Linked DNA regions of Mus musculus: region 1 is linked to region 2. A link is a contact called in ENCODE POLR2A ChIA-PET data. All regions are on one chromosome and are shown on one strand. The core of a region is the stretch at or near the end of the contact, and the rest is flanking DNA. Distances in the headings are between cores, read along the strand shown.

Evidence for each region. ChIA-PET counts read pairs that join two places held with the same protein, here RNA polymerase II (POLR2A).
Region 1: POLR2A ChIA-PET joins it to region 2 with 32 read pairs in Patski. The contact joins the promoter of Rfc4 here to the promoter of BC106179 in region 2. POLR2A ChIA-PET finds 5 or more read pairs at or near these places in 3 of 5 experiments (Patski and embryonic stem cell).

The regions. Positions count from the first base shown.
Region 1 is chr16:23,126,109-23,129,548 of GRCm38, forward strand. Rfc4 (replication factor C (activator 1) 4) reads right to left here and starts at 1,622. Exons shown (of 11, transcript NM_145480.1): 1 at 1,577-1,622; 2 at 1,292-1,433. The coding sequence starts at 1,422.
Region 2 is chr16:23,224,231-23,227,652 of GRCm38, forward strand. It overlaps BC106179 (cDNA sequence BC106179), which reads right to left and starts at 1,254. Exons shown (of 3, transcript NR_152126.1): 1 at 1,238-1,254; 2 at 1-214. St6gal1 (beta galactoside alpha 2,6 sialyltransferase 1) reads left to right here and starts at 510. Exons shown (of 8, transcript NM_145933.4): 1 at 510-999.

The DNA.
Region 1 (3,440 bases), core at 372-2,871, 98 kb before region 2:
TCAAGTGTTTTTACCCACTGAGCCCTTTTATTGGCCCCAAATTCTCTGATCCACACCAGCGTAATTAATCAGGTTGGTACTGGGCAAGAATCATTGCGTGTGCTATAAAGGTCTGCCAGGATGAGGCAGGTAACAGTGAAACCGTCCAAGGATGTATGACAGGCACGTGGTGATGAAGGCTTCTCCAAAGGAGAGGCAGCATAAAAGTGAGCAAATGTGAGAGCTTGGAGCCAGAGCCGTCTGACTGGAGAAGCTGAACCCTAGGTCCTCCCTTCCCCACCTCCTTGTTAAAAAAAAAATTATATATATATATATATATATATATATATATATACATATACATATATATATATACACACACATACATACACACACATGCATACATATACACACATAGATAGATAGATAGGTAGGTAGGTAGGTAGTTTTGGAGTGGTAAGATGGCTCAGCAGGCAAAGGCACTTACTGCCAAGTCTGATGATCCAAGTTTGACACACGGAATACACAGGGCAGCTAAGAACTTACTCCACCTGGGAGTCGAAGCATGCTTGTGATGGCATGCATCCTCCTTCCTCAACGATAAATTTTAAACATGTGAAAACTATAGATCTATGGGCCGGAGTATAGAACAGTGGTAGAGTGCTTGCCTAGATTAAGGTTAGCGAGATTCCCAACAGGTAAGTGCGAGCTTTCAAAGCCCGATGATCTGAATGGGACCACCACTTGCTTTGCTGCGGGGACGGCTATGGGATGAGTTGGGGGCAGGAAGAGGGGTGATATAGATGAAGTACTCATATTTGAACTTCTCAATAATATTGAAACAGCAAAATAACACACACGAGGACCTTGTTTGACTTGTAAATAACCTGAAGATCCTTAGTGATCAAAGAGGTTCCACGTAGCTGACGGTTCTAGTATCATCTAGCAAATGACAATGTAGTGGTACTTAACATCAACAACAAGATCCCAACAAATTTCACCATATACATACAAGGATAAAAGTCAGATTTCAGTGGAAGTGTTTATAGCCAGCTCACAGAAACATTGCTTTCTTCGTTTCTGTAGGGCTCTAAAACTGTACACTTTATAAACATCTTAGGTCATCTATATAACTAAAGAATTAAATTCAACTACTGTATCACTCCAAGGACTAAGACTTATTATTGGGTGATACCGCGTCCCCCTACCCCTCAAAGGTGTGATCTAAATATAGCAAAGTCCCCCTTACATTAAAAAAAAAACCCCACTAGCACTTATTAGTTATTTCAACAAAAGTACAAGCAGTTCTTACTATTTTTCCACCCAAGGAACTGGTTTGACTTTCTTGGTTTCTCCACTGCTTCCTGCAGTGGCAGGTGTCCCCCGGTCCTTGGTCAGTTGTGCTTTGGCACTGACAGATGTGCCTTTCAGAAATGCCTGCATGGCTTCTTCTCCTGGGTATAAGACAAAAAGAAACCATTATGGGGCAGCTCCCCTTGAAAGGACCCCTAACTTTGTGCCTAGAGGGAAGGCGGAGGTCACATCCCGGTCCCCGCCAGCCTGTAAAAGGCTGAGAACACTCAGACCCATCACTTACAGTCGTCACCGTCCCCCTGGCACCGCGGTTCCCGCCACAGAACGGCGGCGAAAGGCATGGCGGGAGCGCGCCACGCAATAACGTCACTTCCGGCGCGCGGGTGCCAGTGACGCGCTCCCTTTTTGGCTAGCGGTGGCTAAGCTCGGCTTCTGGGTGCATCTGGGGCGTTCCGCGGAGGTGATCCTGTGTAGACTCCGCGGCCAGACCTCGGCCCAGCAGACACTGCAGAGCGCGGTCGGGGAGGAGCCGACCTAAGGAGAAAGCTTTGCTCGAAGGACCGGGCCTAGGGCGGGCCCACGCTGGGAGAGGCTTTCATTAAGCCAGTGGCTTCTTGGGTTTGCTGCCATCGTCCGTCAGCCCGGAGGTCAGGGCCAAGACGTGCTCACTTGACCCTTCGCCGGAAGGGGACACTGTGCGAACTACTGCCCTGCCCCCGATATTCAAGGACACAGAGCAAACTGCTTTTTAGAAGTGAAGCTAGAGAGAAGGCTCAGCGGTTTAAGAGCATTCACTGCTTTTGTGGAGGACTTCGGTTTGATACTTGGGGTTTTGATAGCCATCTGGTGGCTCACAACTGGAACTCCAGTTCAGGGGTCCAACGTTCCCTTCAGGGCTGCAGACCCTGAATACGTGTGCTGCACGTACTTGCACGCAAGCGGAATACTTAAACACACACAGCCCGGGACAGATGTCTTACAGTCAGTAAAATCAGCTTATTGTAGGGAGGGAGGACCATCTTCTATGGGCATTTTGTAATTCCCGAGACCCACTCAAAAACCTCGTGATCGGGCAGGAGATAAACTCATCAGTTAAAAGGACTTGCTGCTTTCCCAGAGGACTGGAGTTTGCGTTCCAGCATCTTGGGGGGGGGGGGGGGTGGACCAAGCGAAAAAGAAAGAATTTGAAAGCTTTGTAGTATATACCAACTGTCAGCAGACAGCTTGTCCTGTGAAGGATTTACTAGTCCAAATGAATCTTTCAGTTCTTAGCCAGCCTCTGCCCTTAGATGTCCTCATGTTAGCATAATAAGTTCCTAGTGTAGCTTTGGTAGCAGAGGTGGTTGTCACACGAGTCCAACAGCGACGACTGCTCCAGTAACTGCATTGCTGGGAGCTGAACTTGCCAGCCACAGGAGTGAAAGATAGTCACCCTTCCTGGATAGAACCCCTGAGCCCTCAGGGGGTTCAACTAACCTTTGCCCTACAGTGGATGAAATGTCATTGTTTCCACCAGAAGTAGAATTTGTCTAATTGTGCTCATTTTCTAGAACCAAAATTCTAAAAGGCTGCATTTCATCAGAAGCCTGTGCAGGGTTTGGCAGAAGTACACTTTCAGTCCCAAAACAGACCTACAAGGTCAGAATCTCTGGTGTCTGGGACTATGTATTTATAAGGTCTGTGGTTAGTGGACATAATGTTTCTGCTTCCTCCAAACCTCAGATGGAAAACCTCAATGTAATCAATCCCCGGTGTTGTCCTCAGTAATTCCAGGGTTAATGCTATAACAAGAGACTTTGTTCTTTTCGGTTTTCGTTCCCCCTTGAGATGGTTCTGCAAGAGATCCTACCAGATGGTGCTTAAGCTTAAACTTGCCAGATTTAAGAACTGGGATTCCAGTAGAGGGGCTGAAGAGATGGCTCAGCGGTTAAGAGCACTGACCTCTTTCCAGAGGTCTTGAGTTCAATTCCCAGAAACCACATGGTGGCTCACAACCATCTGTCATGGAATCTGAAGCCCTCTTCTGGTGTGTCTAAAGACAGCTGCAGTTTGAAGATGAGCTACGGTGTACCCGTATACATAAAAAAAAGTCTTCAGAACAAAACAAAACTAAGCATAGCTGGGCGTGGGGGTGGCATGTGCCTTAA
Region 2 (3,422 bases), core at 4-2,503:
AAGTTTTCAGTCTTTCGGAAGTGGTCTGTGGGTAATCAGAGATGGTCAGACTGCCAGACTGCTTCTTCAACAAGATGTTTCCTCCTGACTTCTCCAGCAGCCGTATCCTAAGCCCAGTGGAAGGAAGGTGCCCGGCTGTCTTTACCTTTGTAACCGGGTCCTGCCTGCCTGCGTACCTACTGTGAGAGTTCCAGGTCGCAGGACTCCAGAACATCTAAAAAAAAAAAAAAAAAAGTTTGACAAGGCTGTGTACAGGATACACTTAATGTTGGGGGATTTTTGTTAAACTCTAAATACTACAGTCTAAGATGTATGTGTCCTACATAAAAATTTGAGTTTTCACAGGGGTTAAATGACTTGTTTGATCAGGATCACCCTGTGCAGAGCCAGGACAAGCACTCTGGTAAGAACGTTTTCGCCAGATAACACTGAATCCAATCCATCGGGACACGCAGGGGGTGGGGGTGGAGGCAGCATTTGGGCTTCCTTGCCTGCCGCATTGCTCCGCCCCAAAGGCTTGCTCTTTGTGGACAGACTGCAAGATTCCCTGCATTACGGGGAGCCCTAAGCAGGCACCTTTAACCTTGAGCCTGCTCGCTAGCGACCTCCAGAGGGCCAGGATGGTTTGGGACCGGTGTGATAGAGCACTTTTCTAGTTTTAACGACTCTATTTGCATAACGGAGACCAAGCGTCCTCCCGCCGGTCTGCCGTGCTTTTCTTCCCTCCTTCCCGGTCCTCTGTACCCTCATCTGTGCTCCCTCTCTGCTTCCCAGAAGATCCGTTCTCAAGGGGACTCACTCGGAGCTTGAGTCCCGGGCTCTTCTCCCTCGGCCCGGCAAGATCCAGAGGCACCTGGGGGAGTGGAGTTGAGCGCCAGCCTGGGTTGGGGAGCCGCCCTGGCACTGCCCGACCCTAACAAAGGGAATCGGACTGCGCGCCGTGCGAGCGCTCGGTGGGCTCAGCGACCGCAGCCGCCTTCCCGATTGAGAGAGCTGCAAGTGAGTAGGGGCGAGGCGGGCGGCACGGGTCTGAAGAAGGAGTGCAGGGGTGCGCTGAGAGGCAGCCCTAGCTGCGGGAGTAGGAGCCGCCGCCCCGGGCTGGGGATGTCTGTCGCGGGTCCAGGGGAGGGACCGCCTTGGCCTCCCCTCCCTAATCCCCCACCCCCACCCCCACCCCCCGGCACGCCAGCCTGCGCACCCATAACAAACCCACGTGTGCGGGGACGCAGGAACCTACACTGCAGCGTCTGTATTGTGTAAGGCGTTGACTCGCGGAGTGAGGGTCTCTTTAGATCTTGCCCACTTTGGTAACAGAGCAGGAAAACAAGCCCGGTGGAAGGAGAGGGGGAGCGCAGGCACCACAACAAACGCACGTGTGCCCCGGCTGAACCTCTTTTGGTCAGGTTATTGTTCCAGCCAAACCAACGGGTGCGGCGCTTGGAGGCCACCTACTACTGCTGGAGAGGTGGGGACCTTTCGCAGCGGTGCTCTGTGAAGGGACGGACTAAACCTGTTGATTTTTAAAGGAAAAAGAAAATACAAACAAGAAAGAGCCGACAAAAAGCCCCCACCCCACCCACACGTATGCTTCACCCATTGGCACGGGTTTGGAGGTGAAACCTACAAGCCCTCATCTCTTCTTCGAGATTTTCTTAAGAGTCGTGGGCTGAACTAAGGATCTGTAGGGTACCCTTCTAAAATAGACCCTGCCCGACACACCATTGTCCCCGTGCACTGGCGACTGCCCCTGTTGGGGAATCTCGAGCGCCTCCCTAGCTTGCTGAAAGAATAGTTCATTTTAACAAAATCCACCAGTGAGGTCTTGGGTTTTGCTTGCTCTTCGCCTGGGAGCTCCCTGTGGCTAGACATTTCAGGTGTCACTGGCCCTGGCCACACAAGGCCAACGGGGGCCCCTCGTCTAGACGGGGACGTATCGGAGGCTCGCAGAGGTAGGTCCACTGTTTGCTGTGCTTTCCCCTTAACTTTCACTCTGCTCACGCAGCCGGATTTTTAGCGTATTGAGGTCTGGGCTTGTCAGCTCTGAGGAAAAGTTGAGGACAGGAAGGGGGCGGTGAACGGATCCTAGGCGACCTGTGCAGGAGTGACAGCATTTTACCAATCTGATGCTGCACCTCGAGTAGTCCCTGTGGAGACTAACCTGTCTCTGAAGACAACTGGACAGCCTTCAACCGTGTACCTTTGTTATTGAAAAAATCCAGGCGACAGCTAGGGAACCTTTTTAATTTTACAGGCAGGAAGCTGAGGTCTGAGAGTTCAGCCCCTTGGGTCTTCCAACTGCTCGGCCTTCATCCAGAGGATTCTGCGGTCGGCTTAAAAGGCAGTAGCCTCAGGCAGGGCGGAGTGAAACAAAGAAAATAATTCAAATTGGAAACTGCGCCCTTCCATTATACCTTTCTAGAGTTCTCTGTTTTAGTGGAGAAGAGGGACTTAGCATTTCCCCCACTTCTCAGCCTGTCCCGCTTCATAACTTTGCTCTGCTCTCCTGGCTGCCCTCTTGTTCTCAAATTGAACTAGGGCCAACTGGAGAGGCTTAGATGTTTTGCGGGCGCTAAGAAGCCTTTGTTCGGGCAGAAGCTGGGGCTGTTGACATCAGCCCCGCTGGGAGGAGAGTGTCTCTTGTAGTCAGCTGCTTCTGAGCCCCTCAGTACAGAACGAAGCATTCTTTTCATTGATTTTATTTAATTAATTTATCTATTATGTATGATTCCCGTGGAAGTGACTGTGCCTTTTGTGTTTAGCAGAGAAGCAGGCAGAGGACAGTGAGATTAGTTTCTCTAAAGCTAGCTAGTTTGTGCTTGGAGGCTTTTCTCTCCATCTTCGCTCCGCCTAGGTGTGTTTCCTTCCTCCTAGTCGTGTTTACTTTCCCCTTCATTTCCAGGCTGTTTAGCTTTGTAATGGCAACGTTAAAAAAAAAAAAAATCACAGCTCTCAATTTACAGGAATAGGAGAGAATTTATTCTGGAGCCACTTCGGGTGACCCTGGCCTGGGAACACAGATTTAGATGATCTCAAATTCTATGTTGCAATGTGGAAGCAGCTTCTTGGAGTGTTTAGTTTTACTGGGCGGAGAAAGTTGTGAATTCAGGAAAGTTTAAAATACATTGGCAGGTACATCAGAGAGGCAGGTACCTAGGAATTTGGGAAGCTTTTCTATAACATCAAAATTCTATCTGGTGGGATTCTTGGCTTTTAGACTGGTAGAAGTTAGTTTCCTGCAAAATTAATAGATTCTAAAAGGCTTTTTATATGTTGCCAAAAGATGCTAGTTTCAACACAGGGAGTGTGTGTGTGTGGGGGGGGGGGTAAGGTGGGGGGCGGGGTGGGGGTAAGGGCAGGGGCAGGCCAAGGATGGATTGGAGTGATGGAGTGAGATGGAGGTGGGGGATGGTCCAGGAAACCCC